2 separate regions of the Homo sapiens genome follow, and region 2 is linked to region 1. A link is a loop called in an ENCODE intact Hi-C map of the cell type or tissue named here. Cell type or tissue: transverse colon. All regions are shown on one strand. Each heading gives the region's core, and the rest is flanking DNA. Links, peaks and the distances in the headings are about the cores only.

Region 1 (11,217 bases), core at 3,601-8,600:
TCCGCCTCTGGGGTTCAAGCAATTCTCCTGTCTCAGCCTCCTGAGTAGCTGAGACTACAGGCGTGTGCCATCATGCCTGGCTACTTTTCATATTTTTAGTAGAGACGGGGTTTCACCATAATGGTCAGGCTAGTCTCAAACTCCTGACCTCAGGTGATCCACCTGCCTTGGCCTTCCAAAGAGCTGGGATTACAGGCGTGAGCCACTATGCCTGGTCTTCTTTCTGGTTTTTCATATGGGAAACCTCAAGGTAGAAATCAGAAATCTACGGGTCAGATTTGGTCTGCAGACCCTTGTTGCTTGGTCTGCATGGTATTCAAAATATTCCAAATTAGTTGCCAACATTTAAAACATCAGGAGATTGCACCAAAAAGTCCATGTTGTTCCTTTTTTTTTTTTTTTTTTTTTTGAGACAGAGTCTCACTGCGTCACCCAGGCTGGAGTGCAGTGGCATGATCTCGGCTCAACTGCAACCTCCGCCTCCTGGGTTCAAGCAATTCTCCTACCTCAACCTCCCGAGTAGTTGGGATTACAGGCGCCCGCCACCACGCCCATCTAATTTTTGTATTTTTAGTAGAGACGGAGTTTCATTACATGTCGTTTCTTTTGAAAAATCAGATCAGGCTTCATGGGATGTGTGTACTCTGTGTCACCACTTGGTTAACCTCAATAGCTCCAGCCTTGTATTTGACCCTCTCTGTTGCCTACATTGGGTCTCACTTGCCTCACACATATTCCTACTTGGCCCCTGCTTTGGGGGATTCTAAGAACTCTCTGTGCTCGATGTTTAATGACAAATGCAGTTGCCAGATCTAGGGGGTATCTTGTATTGCAGTCTCTGAATTACATTTGACTTCTGACCATGCCAACCACTCAGTTCTGCCTTGAGTCTAGATGTTGGTTCAAGTTGCAGAAAATAGCCTTCTCCTGACTCACCTTACCCTCTGCCTTTAAAATCTTAGCTGAATCCACCTTTTTGAGAAGGCTTTTTTCCCCGATAAAACTAACCAGCCTGTTGACCCTCCTGCTAAGGTAAAACTTTACAGATCTGTGTAAATTAGGCTTTCTTCTGTCTCCCGCTCTGCCCCGTAAGCTCTTTGAAGACAGGGATTTTATCTGCCTTTCAAATACCCCTTGCCACCAAGCACTGTGCTGTTCTCTCTGCGGTCACTTAATAACTACTTGATGGTGGTTGGTGATTAAATGGGTATGAACTGCGACACCCACAGTGATGCTGAGCCTGCAGCAAACCACTTCCTCCTCTGGAGAACCTGAGTTCTCTCTGGGTTTGGGGTGGGGAGGTGGCATAGAACCCAGCCTCTGACATCAGCCACACTTGGTTCTGTATCAATGCTGTTGCCTACTACTTGTGTGACCCTGGCAGATCACTTTACACTCTGAGCCTTGGTCTCCTAATCCATGAAATAGGTGCATTTCCTGACATACTTTCCCGAAATACTTTCAAAGTGCTCAGTAACTGGTGATGGTTATCGTTCATTCTTGGGATAATCTTGACAACTCCTGGGGTGGAGGGTTTGGCTTTTGGTATCATTCTCTTGGCATTTATTTGTTTGTTTGTTTATTTATTTTTGAGACCAAGTCTCGCTCTGTTGCCCAGGCTGGAGTACAGTGGCACAATCTTGGCTCACTGCAGTCTCTGCCTCCCGGGTTCAAGCAATTCTCCTGCCTCAGCCTCCCAAATAGCTGGGATTACAGGCGCCCACGACCACGCCCAGCTAATTTTTGTATTTTTAGTGGAGACAGCGTTTCACCATGTTGGCCAGGCTGGTCTTGAATTCCTGACCTCAAATGATCTGCCCACCTCACCTCCCAAAGTGCTGGGATTACAGGAGTGAGCCACCGCAGCGGCCTGTTTGTTTATTTATTTATTGAGATGGAGTCTTGCTTTGTCATCCAGGCTGGAGTGCAGGGGCGTGATCTCAGCTCACTGCAGCCTCCACCTCCCATGTTCAAGTGATTCTCCTGCCTCAGCCTCCTGAGTAGCTGGGATTACAGGCATGCGCCACTATGCTGGCTGTTTTTTGTAGTTTTGGTAGAGGTGGGGTTTCACCATGTTCGCCAGGCTGGTCTCAAACTCCTGACCTCAAGTGATCCACCTGCCTTGGCCTCCCAAAGTGCTGGGATTACAGGCGTGAGCCACCATGCCGGGCCTTATTTATTTTTTAATTAATTGATTTTTTTTGAGACAGAGTCTCGTTCCGTTGCCCAGGCTGGAGTGCAGTGGCGTGATCTCAGCTCATTGCAACCTCCACCTCCTGGGTTCAAGTGATTCTCCTGCCTCAGCCTCCCGAGTAGCTGGGATCACAGGCACCTGCCATCACACCCAGCTAATTTTTTGTATTTTTAGTAGAGATGGGGTTTCGCCATGTTGGCCAGGCTGGTCTTGAACTCCTGGCCTCAAGTGATCTGCTCACCTCGGCCTCCCAAAGTGTTGGGATTACAGACGTGAGCCATTGCACCTGGCCCACTCTTCGAATTTAAGCTTCCACTTCATCTTTAGGTTGGCTGCATTTCCCGTGGCCTTGGTGGGCACTTAGTGCAATTGGCCCTGTTTGGTTGCTTAGCTAGGCCTGGGGGAAGAATCTGACTTCAGTTACTTTCTGGAAGAATGTGATTTAGGACTCTTCATGGCGCCATGGGTTGGAGAATGTTTGGAACTCTGCTGTGGAGGTGAAATGGCCACACCCTTGGGCTGGTGGTGTTAAGTTGGGTTTTGGTTATATGACTTTTAATTTCCCCTGAGCCTCTTTGGTGGCTTTCATGAGGAAGTGGTGGGGGAGGAGGTGGCTTGGTGGCTTGGTTTATACTAATCGCTCATCTAACACTAATATTAGTGAGAGCTGCCACAGGGAGCTGTGCTGAGATCCACTCCCAGATCAGCCCTGGGCTTCTCCTAGCACTCTAGGCATCCAGAAAGCCTCATGGGGTGGTCTGGCCCCTGAGGCTCCTAGTAGCAGTAGAAAAAAGGAGAGTTGGTTTTCTGGACTGTGAACTTGGTGGTTGTACACTGAGTGGACACAGCTGTGTCATGAAGCTGGCCCAGTGACTGTACCCCTTTAGGGGTAGTTGATCTGTGGGACCCACCCTGGGCTCTGTTGGAGGTTTGAAGTGGCTCAGAGAGTCCTGGCCGAGCTTTGCCCCCTCTGTTTCCAGGAACATTCCTCTTCCTTAGGTGGAAATGGGAGTGTCCAATGGCCTGCACTTGGTTTCCTCTGGATTTGCCATTTCCCCTGTGTACTCCTGGCTCGGCTGGCCGGCTAAGGCAGTTTCTCATCACTGATGTGCTCTGGGACAGCTGAGTGGGATGGGCTCCTCTGGGGTGGGTGTGGAGGAGTGGTCGTGATGCCTGGAACACTGCAGTCACTCCTCAGAGACACGACTTGGCAGCCCTCCTGAGCCTGCCTGGTCACATGCTGCCTGTCTTGGAAGGTCCTCTGTCCCAAGCAGTGGATGTGCAGTTTCTTCACCCCTGCTTAGCTTCATCAGGCACAATGCGTCTTTGAGGTGAGGTAGCTGTTGGGATAGCTGGGTGGTCTCATTTCTTCCCTGCCTCACCACCTCAAATGGCCTCTTCTGCTGTGTCCTGAACTTTCCAAGAACTCCTCCCCCTTCTCTCTCTTTGGAAGTTGGCACTTGAAGTCTTTTTGTCTGGTCTTTGGAGGCAGCCAAGCCGGAAAGAAGCTGGGGAAGAAGATCGTTACCTGGAGGCGGTTGTCATGGCTTCCTGTGGTCACTTGTGGTCATCTGCTTCTAAACATCCTGTTTGTGCCTCTAGAGCAGCAGGAACAGTGACCAGGAGACAGCTGTTATCTGCCTGACTTTGGCCAAAGCATGGGGGCTGGGGTGTCACCATCCTGGGGGATGCTTGATTGGCTGATCACTGGCAATTGAGGGCATTGCTGGTAGCAGCTCCTTTGGGCACCACTGGCTTGGGCTCTGTCCTTCCTCTTCTCCCTGCTTCGACTGTCTGAGATTTTCCCTCCTAATGGCCTGTTGGGTATTATCAGTCTGCACTCCCCCTCTGTGCTTCTGGACTGATCCATTCTTTCTTAGAGTCCTCTGGTGCTTCCAGAGCTGGAAGGAACCTTAGGATGTCATTTCCTCCTATGCTTGGGAGTTTGTGGCCGTCATCTTCTTCAGTCAGAGCTGCTTACTTTTCTCTGTTTATATATTGAGCTTCCATCTAAGACCACAATTACAAAAGGGGTTTTGTGGATTTTTATTTTATTATTTATTTATTTATTTATTTTGAGACAGAGTCTTGCTCTGTCGCCCAGGCTGGAGTGCAGTGGTGCAATCTTGGCTCACTGCAACCTCTGCTTCCCAGGTTCAAGCGATTCTCGTGCCTCAGCCTCCCACGTATCTGGGATCACAGGTGCCCAACACCATATCTGACTAAGTTTTGTATTTTTAGTAGAGATGGAGTTTCACCATGTTGGCCAGGCTGGTCTCAAACTCCTGACCTCAGGTGATCCACCCGCCTCAGCCTCCCAAAGTTTTGGGATTACAGACGTGAACCACTGCACCTGGCCATAACTGCCAGCATTAATATAGTGTTACTCACTCTGTGGCAGCCACTGTTCTAAATACCTCCCTTACGTTCCCTTATCATTTCCTCACAACAGCCCTCTGAAGTAGGTATTCTAGCTGACGACACTGAAGCACAGAGAGGTGAGCAACTTGCCCGAGGTTAGTTGCTGATTAGTGGTGGAGCTGGGATTGGATTCAGTGACTGTCGCATACAGCCCTTTGCTGACATTGTAGACTCTGTTCTGATTCCTGCTCGCCAATGAGGGTGATGCCACGCGGTGCCACTGGGGAGGAGGGAAGAGAGGGGACAGTCTGGTGTGTGTGTGTGTGTGTGTGTGTGTGTGTGTGTGTGTGTGTGTGTGTGAAAGTCATCTGTGGATTGTATATGGTGTGCTTGGGGGTGCAGTAATTGAGGAAACATAGTCAACCAGGTGTCTGCTGAGGGCAGTGGGGGCTGTTGAACACTGACCCCTATCCAGGGTTATCAGGGACTGAAAATGACCCCAGGAGAAGTGTGGTGTGAGCTGGCGTGCTTCCCTCTGGGGAAGGTCTAGGGGCTGTGGACAGAGGAGGGAGCATTTCCTGCTCTGTGGCCATCCTCCAGCCCCCTCTTCTACCGTGAGCAAAGGCTGGGGTCCCTCATGTTCCCCAGACCAGCAGTCTGGCAGCCCTCTGTCCTCCTGCTCTTCACCTCTCTTGGGTTATTTGCTTATATCTTCCACTGGCTTCCTTTGGAAGAGTTTTTTCTCAATTATTGAGCTTTCTCAACTGGAGAGTCAAAGTCTCCAGTTTCCAACTAGGATTGTGGATTTGTCACTTTTTCTTTTCAATTTTGTCCATTTTTGCTTTATCTACTTTAGAGCTCTGTTGTTGAGTGGGTGTACATTTAGGATGATTATGTCTTCATGATGAATTGACTCATCATTATGAAATGTCCCTCTTTACCTCTGGTAATATTCCTGTCTGGAAGTCTGCCTTGCCTGATATTAACAGAAGCACTTCAACTTTCTTTCTTTTTTTCTTTTAAACAACTGCTATTCTGTTAATAAAATAGTTGCTTGAAACATCTGCAGTGGTGACTTTAACCTTGAATCTCAGCTCAGTACAGATGGACGTAATCTGCTTAGCAATCTCGGGAGGACCATCCAGGTCAGTGAGTCACTTGCGGATTCTCATCTGGAAACGATCCCTTGTCCTAGAACCTTCATCACGAGGCGTTTTTCTTATAGTGATTCTCAGAGTCTTGATAGGCATCTGAACTGATCCTTCACTTTGAGATTCTTTTCCTTTGCACCTCTGATCAAGTCAGCACACACCTTCTCCAGAGATTTGATGTTGCGGCAGGCTAGGGTAATTCTGATTTAATAAATTGCCACCTCTAGTTCCACGGATGGCTTTGAAAGCCATAGCTGTGGTGTGGCTTCCTAGCTGACTTGTTCTGGGGTGAGGGCAAACAGTGGCAACTCAGGAGCAGGCGAGGGCACACCAGAGTTTAGTGGCAGCTGCCAGCTGGCTCCCTCAAAGGGCCACTCTGCCTTCCTTGATATTAGTGTTTGCATGGTATATCTTTCTCCATTGCTTTATACTGAATCTATCTGTGTCTTTATATGTAAAGTATGTTTCTTGTAGATAGCATGTATTAAATACTGCATTTCTACCCAGGCTGAAAATCTCTGCCTTTTAATTGGAGTATATAAACCTTTTAGATTTTAAAGTAATTATCAATGTGGTTAGACTGAAGTCTATCATGTTGCCATTCATTTTCCATTTGTGCCATCTGTTTATTCTTTCTTCTTTTCTAGCCTTCTTTTTTTTAAAATTTTTTTTTATAGAGACAGGGTCTTGCTGTCACCCAGGCTGAAGTGCAGTGGTACAGTCATGGCTTACTACAGTGTCAAACTCCTAGGCTCAAGTGATCCTCCTGCCTTAGCCTCTCGAGTAGCTGGAATTACAGGCATATGCTAACATGCCCGGCTACATTTTTCTTTTTTTTTTTTTTTTTAAGACAGATTCTCACTCTATTGCCCAGGCTGGAGTGCAGTGGCGCAATCCTGGCTCACTGCAACCTCTGCCTCCCGGGTTCAAGTGATTCTCCTGCCTCAGCCTCCTGAGTAGCTGAGACTACAGGCACGCACCACCATGCCTAGCTAATTTTTTTGTATTTTTAGTAGAGACAGGGTTTTACCATGTTAGCCAGGATGGTCTCGATCTCCTGATCTCACGATCTGCCTGCCTCAGCCTCCCAAAGGGCTGGGATTACAGGCATGAGCCACCGCGCCTGGCCTGGCTAAATTTTTCTTTTTTCTTTTTCTTTTCTTTTTTCTTTTTTTTTTTTTTTTTTTGAGACAGAGTCTTTCTCTGTCCCCCAGGCTGGAGTGCATGGCTCACTGCAACCTCTGCCTCCCAGGTTCAAGTGATTCTCATGCCTCAGCCTCTGGAGGAACTGGGATAACAGGCATGCGCTACCATGCCCAGCTAATTTTTGTATTTTTAGTAGAGATGGGGTTTCACCATGTTGGCCAGGCTGGACTCGAACTCCTGACCTCAAGTGATCTGCCCACCTCAGCCTCCCAAAGTGCTGGGATTAAAGGCATGAGCCACTGTGCCCAGCCTAATTTTTTATTTTTATTTTTGTAGAGACGGAATCTCACTGTGTTGCCCAGGCTGGTCTCTAACTCCTGGCCTCAAGCAATCCTCCTGCTTTGGCCTCCCAATGCGCTGGGATTATAGGTGTGAGCCATTGTGTCTGGCCTCTTGCCTTGTTTTAGATTCATTGAGTATTTTTTAGGGTTCTGTTTTATTTCCACTCTTTGCTTATTTAGCTATACTTCATTGGTTTGATTTTAGTGGTCACTCTGTGGTTTGCAGGTTTAAATTAATCACAATCTGCCTTCAAATCATACCATACCATTTCACGTATAATGTAAGAACAGTATATTTCCATTTCCCCCTCCTGTTTTTTGTTATTTCTACATATATTATGAAACCCGTACTATGTAGTCCACCTTTTATGTTTGTCCACAAATTTACTATAATATTTCTAGCATTCTTTTTTTTTTTTTTTTTTTTGAGATGGAGTCTCGCTCTGTCGCCCAGGCTGGAGTGCAGTCGTGCGATCTCGGCTCACTGAAAGCTCCGCCTCCTGGGTTCACGCCATTCTCCTGCCTCAGCCTCCCAAGTAGCTGGGACTACAGGTGCCCGCCACAACACCCGGCTAATTTTTTGTATTTTTTAGTAGAGACGGGGTTTCACCGTGTTAGCCAGGATGGTCTTGATCTCCTGACCTTGTGATCCACCCACCTCGGCCTCCCAAAGTGCTGGGATTACAGGCGTGAGCCACTGTGCCCGGCCGCATTCTTTTTTTTTGAAGACTAAAGAAGTTAACAAAAATGTCAGGAAAACATTGTTTTGTTTTTTTTTTTCTTCCCCTCCTTTTCCCATTCTCGTCTGAGAACGTGTTGTCTTCTTCCTCCCTGGCTAGTTTCCCTGCCTGTGAACTCCCTCAGCCTCACTAATCTGTACGTGCTTTGTGGCTCATCCCATCTGTGCTTCAGTCATGATAATCGATGCTGTCAGTCTCTCTGGGCTACACAGCCCCACACTTGGTGTTGCTGACACATTCCGGTGGTGCACGTTTGAGAAAATCGCACATTCCAGCTCATGTCCCCTGCCTCCTCTGCTCCATGGGGAGAGGTGTGACCAGATCTGCAGGGCCTGGGGCTGCCACACTCCTGTTCCTTCTTGCTCTGTTGCTACGTGATGCCCCTCCTCCTCCTTCCCCAGCACCAAGCCAGAGAGTCACCCAGTCCCAGGCCCCAACTCCCTCCCAGCTGCCTCATTCCTATGCCCTGAGCCCACCTCTTGGAGCTCCCCTTCCCCACCCACAAAGGAAGCCAGATAGGCCACCCAGTGAGTTTAAACCTTAAGTACCCACAAGGGGCTATGCTCCAGCCACAAAGTCTTGTGGACTATTCCTTTGATTTTTTTTTATTATTTATTATTTATTTTATTTTATTTTATTTATTTATTTGTTTTGAGACAGAGTCTCGCTCTGTCACCCAGGCTGGAGTGCAGTGGCGTGATCTTGGCTTACTGCAACCTTTGCCTCCCAGGTTCAAACACTTCCCTGCCTCAGCCTCCTAAGTAGCTGGGATTACAAGCGTCTGCCACTGCGCCCAGCTAAGTTTTGTATTTTTTTTTTTTTTTTCCGAGACGGAGTCTCACTCTGTCATCCAGGCTGGAGTGCAGTGGTGCGATCTCTGCTCACTGCAAGCTCCGCCTCCCGGGTTCACGCCATTCTCCTGCCTCAGCCTCCCGAGTAGCTGGGACTACAGGCGCCCGCCACCACGCCTGGCTAATTTTTTTTGTATTTTTAGTAGAGACGGGGTTTCACCGTGTTAGCCAGGATGGTCTCGATCTCCTGACCTCGTGATCCGCCCGCCTCGGCCTCCCAAAGTGCTGGGATTACAGGCGTGAGCCACCGCGCCCGACCAAGTTTTGTATTTTTAGTAGAGATGGGGTTTCACCATCTTGGCCAGGCTGGTCTTGAACTCCTGACCTTGTGATCCACCCACCTCAGCCTCCCAAAGTGCTGGGATTACAGATGTGGCCACCATGCCCAGCTATTTTTTTGTTTGTTTATTTTAGGGTAGGAGTTTTGCTGGTTGGGGAGGGGTGGTGGCAACTAGATCACAGTAGATGGGACATTCTGGGATAGAAGAGTAGGAACAACTTGGGCCCTGTGCTCCTGTGTTGCTCTCCCTCACCGGGCTTTGCATACAGTGAGCTCTTAGGGAGGACCAGGAGGTGGCATGAGCTGAAGTGGCAAGGCTGATCTCAGCAGCAGACTGACTTGGCGCAGGTCATTTGTTGATTTGTTTGGTATCATCCATGGAGCCCCTATTATATGCTAGGCTCTGCCCAATGCTCAGATGAAGATGAATATAGGCGTACTCCCTACCCACAATGTGCTATTCCTAGGCTGTGAGACATGGCCCCTTAGGCAGACAGTTCCTACCAGCTTGAGGTGTTCTCATAGGAGAAGTGCACAGTGCTTTGGGAACTCAAAGGAATGGAGCCTCAAACCCTTTGTAGGAGAGTAAGGTCAGGGAGGGCTTCCTGGAGGAAATGGGATCCTAAACTGACTCTGTTTTGTGTGTGTTTTAAGAGATAGGATTTCTCTGTTGCCCAGGCTGGAGTGCAGTGATGCCATCATAGCTCACTTGCAGCTTCAAACACCTGGGTTCAATCCATCTTCCAGCCTCAGCTTCCTAAGTAACTGGGATTACAGGCATGTGCTATAGCACCTGGCGAATTTTTAAAAATTTTTTGTAGAGACAGGGTCTTGCTGTGTTGCCCAGTCTGGTCTCAAATTTCTGCCCTCAAGCAATCGTCCCGCCTTGGCCTCCCAAAATGCTTGGATTACAGGCATGAGCCACCATGCCCGGCCTTTTGTTGTGTGTTTAAATAGAACCTCAACATTTAGAAAAGGCCCCAACCTTTGTCCTTTACTTAAATGGTCATTCTGTAATAAGATTTTGGAAAGAGACCTTCCCAGCAGAAAAGCAACACGTTGCTTTTTCTCTAGGTAGGCAGGATGGATCCTTTTTATCCTCTCGTTGAAGAAGATAAACTAAGCTATTATGAGTCTCAAGGGATTAGAAAGGATTTAGCCTGGTAAAGAAGACAGGAGAGAGGTCTAGGGAGAGGGAATAGCTCATGCAGAGGCCTGGAGGGCGGACGTGTGTGCAAGCATGTGTGTTTAGTTCATTGGTAGTGATTTGGTGCCCTGTGTCCAGTTGGATCTTTCAAGCTAATCAAACTTATCCTGAGCCACAAGGCCAAGGACAGTCATTAGGCTTTGCATCTTCATTGGAATGACCTTTTGGGGATGACCTTGCTACGATAGCTGAGATGGGGCTGGCCTTTGGGGCATCTGTTATCCTACAGTGAGATGAGCTTTTTTTTTTTTTTTTAAAGCCCGAGTCTCGCTCTGTCGCTCAGGCTGGAGTGCAGTGGCATAATCTTGGCTCACTGCAACCTCTGCCTCCCAGGTTCAAGCAATTCTCCTGCCTCAGCCTCCTGAATAGCTGGGATTACAGGCGTGTACCACCACACCAATTTTTGTATTTTTAGTAGAGACAGGGTTTCTCCATGTTGGCCAGGCTGGACTCGGACTCCTGACCTCAAGTGATCTGCCCGCCTCTGCCTCGCAAAGTGCTGGGATTACAGGCATGAGCCACCACACTTGGCCATGAGATGAGCTTTATCTGTGCAAAGTCTCTCTGTGGTCAGCTGGGGCTGGGGCCGTGGGTCAGTTCTGAAGGGCATTTCCATGAGGGTTTGAGGCCTGAGATTGTGTCCTGGGCCCTCTGGCCCCAGTGGTGAGCCGCATGCTCATGTGGCAGGAAGGATCTGGTTCCTCTGATAACCTGCTTAGGCTGACCCCTCTTTTTCCTGGAGGACGGCTGTCAGAGATGGGGCTGGCTTTCTATTTGAATTTCAGAGGCAGACTCGTGCAGATGGGTGCGGGCAGAGGAAGGGAGCCCATGGTCTTCCTGAACACTCTGAGAATTCCCAGAGCAGGCTGCATGCAACTTCCTGAGGTTCTCCCAAAGCCAGACAGGGAGAACAACTTGTGTTCAGGAGAAGGGTACCATATAATTT
Region 2 (8,684 bases), core at 84-5,083, 260 kb after region 1:
CCCCCACACTTGGCTAATTTTGGTATTTTTAGTAGAGACGGGGTTTCACTATGTTGGCCAGGCTGGTCTTGAACTCCTGACCTCAGGTGATCCACCCACCTCAGCCTCCCAAAGTGCTGGGATTACAGGCGTGAGCCACTGCGCCCAGATGACAAGTTGTAGTTTCTTAAAGGTTAGTTGCAATGTGAAATCTAAAACCATGTCAAGGAAATCCCATTGATCTATTTTTCACTTTGAATGGATTTTTTACATATGTATGATTGATTGTATAACAGCATGTATTTTCATTTGGAAAATGTCTGAGTTATGCAGATCTTACAAATATTGTCACATGTCATTACACAATATCAGCCTAATCACATTCATTAATATCACCACCACTGATCTCATCATAAAAGTCTTTAAGTATTGAGAAGTTACTAAGCTTGAGTTTTATCATTAGTAACAAATATTTTGAGTTGTTTTCCTTGAAGTAACAGACTTACTTCATTAATTCTTGAGAAAATATCTGCCAAATACCCGAATCTGAATACCACAGTTTGTGTCATTCATTCAGGTAAAAACAGTGTTCCGTGAAAAATGTGGCTAGTTAGTTCCCAACTCAAACGGAGGTACAAGTGCTTCACCTCAAGATAACCATCATACTTCAGTACACAGCAGAAGTGCTTTGTGGGTACTTCCCATTTCATCACATGAAATATTAAAAAGATGTGCACTCAAGGGTCTGGACTTAATAGAAGTACTGCTTCGTCAGGGACATTGGTTAATAAAACTAGCTTCTGTTTTTTCTATGAGCACATGAAAGTGAAGACTACCATGTGTACCAGCACAGCTGGGTAACACTGCCTTGACTCATGCTAAGGTATCAGTGGTGTTACCTACCATTGCTTTTGCACCATCAGTGCAAATGTCAACATAATTACAAACAAAAATAGTATTAGATGATTAGCATTATTATGAAATTAGTTTGCTATTGTTAATAACATTAGAATGATAATCCTTACACTTATTATGAAAATAGTTCTTTTCTTGGTAGCCCTCTGAAAGACTCTAGGACCTTTAGGAGCCGGTGCACCACACTCTGGGAACTGCTGATTCAAGTCCATTAGGTCAGCCTTGAGGTAACAGAATGAATATATACCTGCCTATATGGAAATTAGTGCCAGGATTTAAAACTCATTAAAGCCAAGTTATGAAAACCATCAGACTTCTAAGAAGCTTATTAAATTTATTCTTCTTCATGCTAGAACAATAACAGCTAAAATACATTTAGCACTGTGCTCCTTAAATCCTTTATGTAACACTCTCTCATTTAATCCTCACAATAACCCTATAATGGTAGTGTGTTACACCAATATATACTAGTACATGATACTATGATGCTAGTGTTTTAGAACTGTCTGTCTCTAATGGACTTGTTCTTAGTTACTCTACTGCACTTCACTTTTTATCACTTATGTATTCCTTTAAAATATATTTGCATTAGTGTTAGTTTTAGTACCTGGATAGTCTGGTAAACTTGAGTATGAGTACAGTTTACATACTTAACATACTATGGGTGAATTTCCACGTAAGTGCTATTACATCACTAAGGGCAAAACATGACATTTTTCCTTCTTAGAGATCCTGATATCTACAAATATGACAACGCTCATCCGATTTCCCCAAGTTGTTTACTTTTATTAACATCTTGGTCCGTGAAAACTGGAAAGTGTAAAAGACAAAACGTCTCGAAAATTTGTTTTTGAAAAGCCAAGTGTTGAAGAAACATGAGGAACTGGCAAAATGTGTAATAAAGCTGTTCTATGCTTGATATTTTCATTTAGCTATGATGTGTGTGTTTGTGTGCACCAGCAGATCACGCGTGTTTTAAGTTGTATATTTTGTCTATGAAATAATCGTGGAAACATACAAGTCTTGGACATTCATCAAATGTTACCCAAAGCACTTTATATTTTTTAGAGAGGAGTGATCTCAACATTTTGCAGAATGTGGTGTGTATACCCCTGGTGGTTCTCAAGTTGGTTTTTAGGGGAAAAATGTTAACATCAGTGGCTGGTGCTCACCGGTGTCAGTCTTCAGCAGAGACCCTGCCCTGCCTGATGTCGGGAAGTTCCTTCTCTGCTACTCAGAAGGTAAATAGAAGCCTCATCTTGTCCCTATATGGATACACAGTGTGAGTTCCCAACTTCCTCTCCTCCAGCTTCTATCCTTTCCTACCAACATCCTTGCCCAACTTTTCCCTTCCAGATGAGAACTCCTCTCTCCCAAGGATTTGCCTAATACCCCAGGTCTAGCTGCCCTGTTACCTCTGCCAGTTATTTTCTGACAACTGTCATTTCCAGCTTCTGACCCATTTTTCCTCCCTTCTGATTAGGCATCTTCAGTCTTTCCCCTTAATGATCATGAACCAGACTTCCTGGGCTGCATCTAGTTCTGCCACTTAGGAGTTGGATGACTTTGGACCTCTATGCCTCAGTTTCTTCATTTATAAAATGGGGATAATGGTAGTACTTACCTGATAAATTTGGTCTTAAGACAGAAAGATTTCAGATACGTACAGCTCTTAAAAATGAAGCCTGATAGGCCAGGTGTGGTGGCTCACACCTGTAATCCCAACACTTTCAGAGGCCGAGGTGAGTGAATTGCTTGAGCCCAGGAGTTCAAGACCAGCCTGGGTAACATAACAAAACCCTGTCCCTACAAAAAAATAAAAAATAAATTAGCCAGGCATGGTGGTGTGTGCGTTTCATCTCAGCTACTGGAGAGGCTGAGGTGGGAGGATCACCTGAGCCCAGGAGGTTGAGGCTTTAGTGAGCTGTGTGCCACTGCACTCCAGCCTGGATGACAGAGCAAGACCCTGTCTCCAATAATAATAATAATAATAAGAAGAAGAAGAAGTAATACTTACTTAATAAGGTCAGTCTTAAGACAAGAATATTTCAGATATGTTTAAAATGGAGCCTGGCAGGCCAGGTGCAGTGGCTCACTCCTGTAATTTCAGCACTTTGGGAGGCCGAGGCTGGAAGATCGCTTGAGGCCAGGAGTTTGAGACCACCCTGAGCAACACAGAGAGATCCTCTGTCTCCCACCTATAGTCTTAGCTACTCCTGAGGCTGAGACATGGAGTTTGAGGATGCAGCGAGGCGGTGAGCTACTATCGCGCCACTGCACTCCAGCCTCGGTCTCAGAGCGAGACCCTGTCTCTAAAAACCAACCAACAAACAAACAATCTGGGCTTTCTGAATTAGATCTGTCATTAACCAGCTGTGTAGCTATGTACAATTGAACAAGGCATTTAATGTGCCTAGGCTTTGGCTTCCTTATCTGTACGGTATGAAGTTGGCCTGGTAATCACCCCTGTATGCTCTAAACCAGTAGTTCTCAACTGGGGGTGATTTTTTTTTTTTTAAGACGGCATCTCACTGTGTCAAGCAGGCTGGAGTGCAGTGGCATGATCTCGGCTCACTGCAACCTCCAGCTCCTGGGTTCAAGCGATTCTCCTGCCTCAGCCTCTCTAGTAGCTGGGATTACAGGTACATGCCACCATGCCCAGCTCATTTTTGTATTTTTAGTAGAGAAAGGTTTCACCATGTTGGCTAAGCTGGTCTCAAACTGCTGACCTCACGTGATCCGCCTGCCTCAACTTCCCAAAGTGCTGGGATTACAAACATGAGCCACCGTGCTTGGTCTGGGGGTGATTTTGACCTCCTCCTAGGACCCTAGAGATATTGGGCAATGTCTGGAGACATTTTGGGTTGTCATAACTGGGAGGAAGGAGGTGTTATTGGCATCTAATGGATGGAGACTAGAGATGCTGCCAAACATATTTTAATGTCCAGGACAGCCTATCTGGCCCCAAATGTCAATAGTGCTGAGTTGAGAAACGCTAGTTTAAAATGACAGGCTTCGGGACAGGCGCATTGGCTTATGCTTGTAATCCCAGCACTTTGGGAAGCTGAGGTGGGCAGATCACTTAAGGTCAGGAGTTTGAGACCAGCCTGGCCAACATGAAAAAACCCCATATCTACTAAAAATACAGAAATTAGCCGGCGTGGTGGTATGCACCTTCAGTCTTAGCTACTTGGGAGGCTGAGGCAGGAGAATCATCTGAACGTGGTAGGTGGAAGTTGGCAGTGAGCCGAGGTTGGGCCACTGCACTCCAGCTTCGGTGACAAAGACTCTGTCTCAAAAAAAAAAAAAAAAAAAAGACAGAATGACAGGCTTTGACCGGGCGTGGTGGCTCACACCTGTAATCCTAGCACTTTGGGAGGTCGAGGTGAGTGGATCACTTAAGCCCAGGAGTTCAAGACCAGCCTGGGCAACATGGCGAAACCCCGTCTCTACAGAAAATCCAAAAATTAGTCAAGCACAGTGGCTCACGCCTATAGTCTCAGCTACTAGGGAGACTGAGGTGGGAGGATCATGTGGGTATGGGGAGGTTGACGCTGAAGTGAGCTGTGATCACGCTATTGCACTTTAGCCTGGATGACAGAGCAAGACCCTGTCTCAAATAAATAAAATAAAATAAAATAAAATAAAATAAAATGACAGGCTTCTACAACTTAACCATGAGGTTTGTTGCCTGAGAAAGATATAAATGGGTTACATGCATGATGGGCTCTGATGCAAGCCCAAGGGTGCTTTGGCTGCTTTTAGGGATTCTCTTCTGGAAAACCAGCCCATAACACAGCCATACCACTTAGGCAAATAAATAACCAAAAAGCTCCTCTGCTTTGAGGCAATTGCTCCCAACATTGACTAAATTACTTTCTACTCTCCCCTACCCTCTTATAATGATTTGGCTGTCACTGTTGCCCAAACTCATCAGAAAATGACTGCTTTATGCTCAGGTTGGCTGTTTTTGGTTCTTCCAATGCCCACATCTAGAAAGATTTGTGGTTTCATTTTCTATGTGCTCATATTTTCCTGCTTCTTTTCAATGATCTTGGCTCTAAACACATTGTTGCTGTGTTTTGCTACATATATCATTCATCTCGAGCTATTTTAAAACATTTCCTAGTTTTATTTCATCTCAAGAATTTGCCAAACATTTGTTATATCTTGTTCCTTCCGCATTACATTCTGGTTTAATCTGTTGGCAGGCAAGTTATTTATACCTATTGATACTGCTCATACTAAAACTGTTTCTTAAGTGAATTTCCTCCCTTTAGTGTTCTTTGTCAATTTCAGAGTACACTGATTATGGAAATTTTATATCATCCAGTTTCCAGGATAACTAAAAACTTTTGCTGGTGGGTAGGTAAAATGTCCCGTGAATCTGTTTTCCATGGTTTGTGTTAGCATTGCTACTGCTACACTTCTCACTTTATGTAAAAAGCCTTTATGGATTTCTTGGTGCCTTCCTATGATCAGAGGAATAGTCATCTTCTAAAGGGTCAAAATTTAATCATGTCCTAGAAAATGTAGCTATGTTTGTGTGGGGGGCACATGTGTAGGTGTGGGATATATGTGAATATTAAGTGTTCTGGAAAGATAGTTGGTGTAATGCAACTATCTTAATAGTTAATTTTTCCATTAAGTAATGTATATATATATATATACACACATTTTATATATTTATATAAATATATATATTTTTTCTTTTCTTTTCTTTTTTCTTTTTTTTTTGAGATGGAGTCTTGTTCTTATTGTCCAGGCTGGAGGGCAGTGGCACAATCTCAGCTCACTGCAACCTCTGCCTCCTGGGTTCAAGCAATTCTCCTGTCTCAGCCTCCCCAGTAGCTGGGATTACGGGCGCCTGCCACCACACCTGGCTAATTTTTGTATTTTTAGTGGAGACGGGGTTTCACCATGTTGGCCATACTGGTCTCGAACTCCTGACCTCAGGTGATCCACCTGCCTCGGCCTCCCAAAGTGTTGGGATTACAGGCATGAGCCACCGTGCCTGGCCTTTTTTTTTTTTTTTTTTAAGACGGAGTCTTGCTCTGTCACCCGGGCTGGAATGCAGTGACATGATCTCGGCTCACTGCAGCCTCTGCCTCCTGGGTTCAAGCAATTCTCCTGCCTCAGCCTCCCGAGTAGCTGGGACTACAGGTGTGTGCCACCACACCTGGCTAATTTTTTGTATTTTTAGTAAAGACAGGGTTTCACCATGTTGGCCAGGTTGGTCTTGATCTCCTGACCTCGTGATCTGCCTGCCTCGGCCTCCCAAAGTGCTGGGATTACAGGTGTGAGCCACCGCGCCTGGCCTACACTTATATTTTTTAGAGACAGGGTCTTGCTCTGTTGCCCAGGCTGGAGTGTAGTAGCATAATCGTAGCTCTCTGCAGCTGCGAACTCGTTGGCTCAACCAATCCTCCTGCCTTAGCCTCCCAGGAAGCTAAAACTGCAAGCATGTGCCACCATGCCCAGTTAATTTTAAAATATTTTTTGTAGAGACAGGGTCTCGCTATGTTGACCAGGCAGGTCCCAAATGACTGGCTTCAAGCAATCTTCCCACTTTGGCCTCCCAAAGTGCTGGGATTACAGGCATGAGCCACCACACCCAGCCAGCAAAATAATTTTTTAAAGTTTCTAAACTATAAGGAAATCTATTGAATTATATAGTTACCAAGGCAGTTGGCCAGTATTTATTGAGACACAATTGACGGTTGGTGTGCGTTTGGTATTATTATCTCATTATATGAGAATTTCAGGATTTTAGAAAATTTTAGAAAACATATCAGGCATGGTGGCTCATGCCTGTATCTCAGCACTTTGGGAGGCCAAGGCAGGCAGATCACTTGAGGTCAGGAGTTCGAGACCAGCCTGGTCAACATGGTGAAACTCGTCTTTACAAAAAATACAAAAATTAGCCAAGCGTGGTGGCTCATGACTGTAGTCCCAGCTATTCGGGAGGCTGAGGCAGGAGAATCACTTGAGCCTGGGAGGTGGAGGTTGCAGTGAGCCAAGATCACGCCACTGCATTCCTGCCTGGGTGACAGAGTGAGTTTCCATCTCAAAAAAAAAAAAAAAAAATTTAGAAAACGTGATTCTCATCCTCAAGGAGTATTCCATCAGTGTTTGTGTAAGAGTGTGGGCCGAGCGCGGTGGCTCACTTTGGGAGGCCGAGGCAGGCGGATCACGAGGTCAGGAGATTGAGATCATCCTCTCTAACACGGTGAAACCCTGTGTCTACTGAAAATACAAAATATTAGCCGGGCATGGTGGCAGGCTCCTGTAGTCCCAGCTACTCGGGAGGCTGAGGCAGGAGAATTGTTTGAATCCAGGAGGTGGATGTTGCAGTGAGCCAAGACCATGCCACTGCACTCCAGCCTGGGTGACAGAGCGAGACTCTGTCTCAAAAAAAAAAAAAAAAAAAAAATGGACATGGCGTCACCAAGGCATGTCCATAATTCACACCACAGGAAATTTAATATAGTGGTTAAGAACATGGTTTCTAGAGTAAGCTCTGGTTTCAAGTCAAGGCTCCCTCAGTTACTAGCCAAAATAACCCTAGGAAAGTTAGTTAACCTTTCTATGCACTATGTAAGTAAATAATTTTGTTACTAGTGGGTCTTAAGGCCCAGCACAGTTCCTAACATATGATAGGAACTTGATACTTTTTTTTTTGAGATAGAGTCTTACTCTGCCATCTAGGCTGGAGTGCAGTGACACAATCATTGTTTGCTGCAACCTCTGCCTACCAGGCTCAAGCAATGCTCCCCACCTCAGCCTCTTGAGTAGCTGGTACTAGAGACAGGCGCCATCACACCCAGCTAATTTTTGTATTTTTAGTAGAGATGGGGTTCACCATGTTTTCCAGGCTTGTAGGAACTTGATACATTTTTATAATGAACGAATAATGTGTCTAAAGCACTTAGTACATTGCTAAGACACAGTCAGAGTTTACTCAATAAGATGTTAAAGACAAAAAACCAACAAAAACTCTTGATCTCAGAATACCAGATTTGTTACATATTAATATGGTCCACATGGTTTGTGTTAACCTCTATACTCATACAAAACATTTATCGCATAGAGGCTATCATGTGATAAGTTGGAGATTATGTGGGGGAAACATATATGTATACGCTGTGATCCTTACCCTCAAAATGTTTATAACTTAATAAACAATAGAAAACATAAACCAGAATTAGTTGGCCATGGTGGTGCACACCTGTAGTCCCAGCTACTTGGAGGCTGAGGCAGGAGGATCGCTTGAGCCCTGGAGGCAAAGGCTGCAGTGAGTCGAGATCACGCCACTGCACTCCAGAATGAGACCCTGTCTCAAAAAGAAAGAAGAAGAAGAAAAAAAACATAAACAGGACTGGGTGCAATGGTTCATGCTTGTAATCCCAGCACTTTGGGAGGCTGAGGCAGGAGGATTGCTTGAGTCCAGGAGTTCAAGACCAGCGTGGGCAAGAGGGCAACACCTCATGTCTTATTTATTTATTTATCTCTTTATTTTTTGAGAGAGTCTCACTCTGTCACCCAGGCTGGAGTGCAGTGGTGCAATCTTGGCTCACTTCAAACTCTACTTCCCAAGTTCAAGCCATTCTCTTGCCTCAACCTCCTTAGTAGCTGGGATTACAGGTGCATGCCACTATGCCCGGCTAATTTTTGTATTTTTAGTAGAGATGGAGTTTCACCATGTTGGCCAGGTTGGTCTTGAACTCCTGACCTCAAGTGATCCACCTGCCTTGGCCTTCCGAAGTGCTGGGATTACAGGCATGAGCCGC

Evidence for each region. A loop is a pair of places that touch in the nucleus more often than their neighbours do. Peaks named below come from ENCODE experiments on the same cell type or tissue, not always from the same donor. Only the 100,000 strongest peaks of a DNase experiment are listed, where the experiment ranks them.
Region 2: a loop joins it to region 1, with 20 times the contacts of the local background. A loop is called at or near these places in 2 of 110 quality-filtered maps.

Annotation. Positions count from the first base shown.
Region 1 is chr12:120,242,191-120,253,407 of GRCh38, reverse strand. All of the region lies in intron 1 of PXN (paxillin), which reads left to right. It also overlaps the pseudogene RPS20P31. Among named protein-coding and RNA genes, the nearest start is that of PXN, 18 kb to the left of the region's middle. RefSeq lists enhancers at 2,814-2,863, 7,736-8,562. In transverse colon, for the core only: no CTCF peak of the experiment used is centred there; no DNase peak of the experiment used is centred there; H3K27ac peaks cover 2,827 bases.
Region 2 is chr12:119,976,592-119,985,275 of GRCh38, reverse strand. No RefSeq gene overlaps it. Among named protein-coding and RNA genes, the nearest start is that of BICDL1, 8.3 kb to the left of the region's middle. In transverse colon, for the core only: no CTCF peak of the experiment used is centred there; no DNase peak of the experiment used is centred there; H3K27me3 peaks cover 4,711 bases.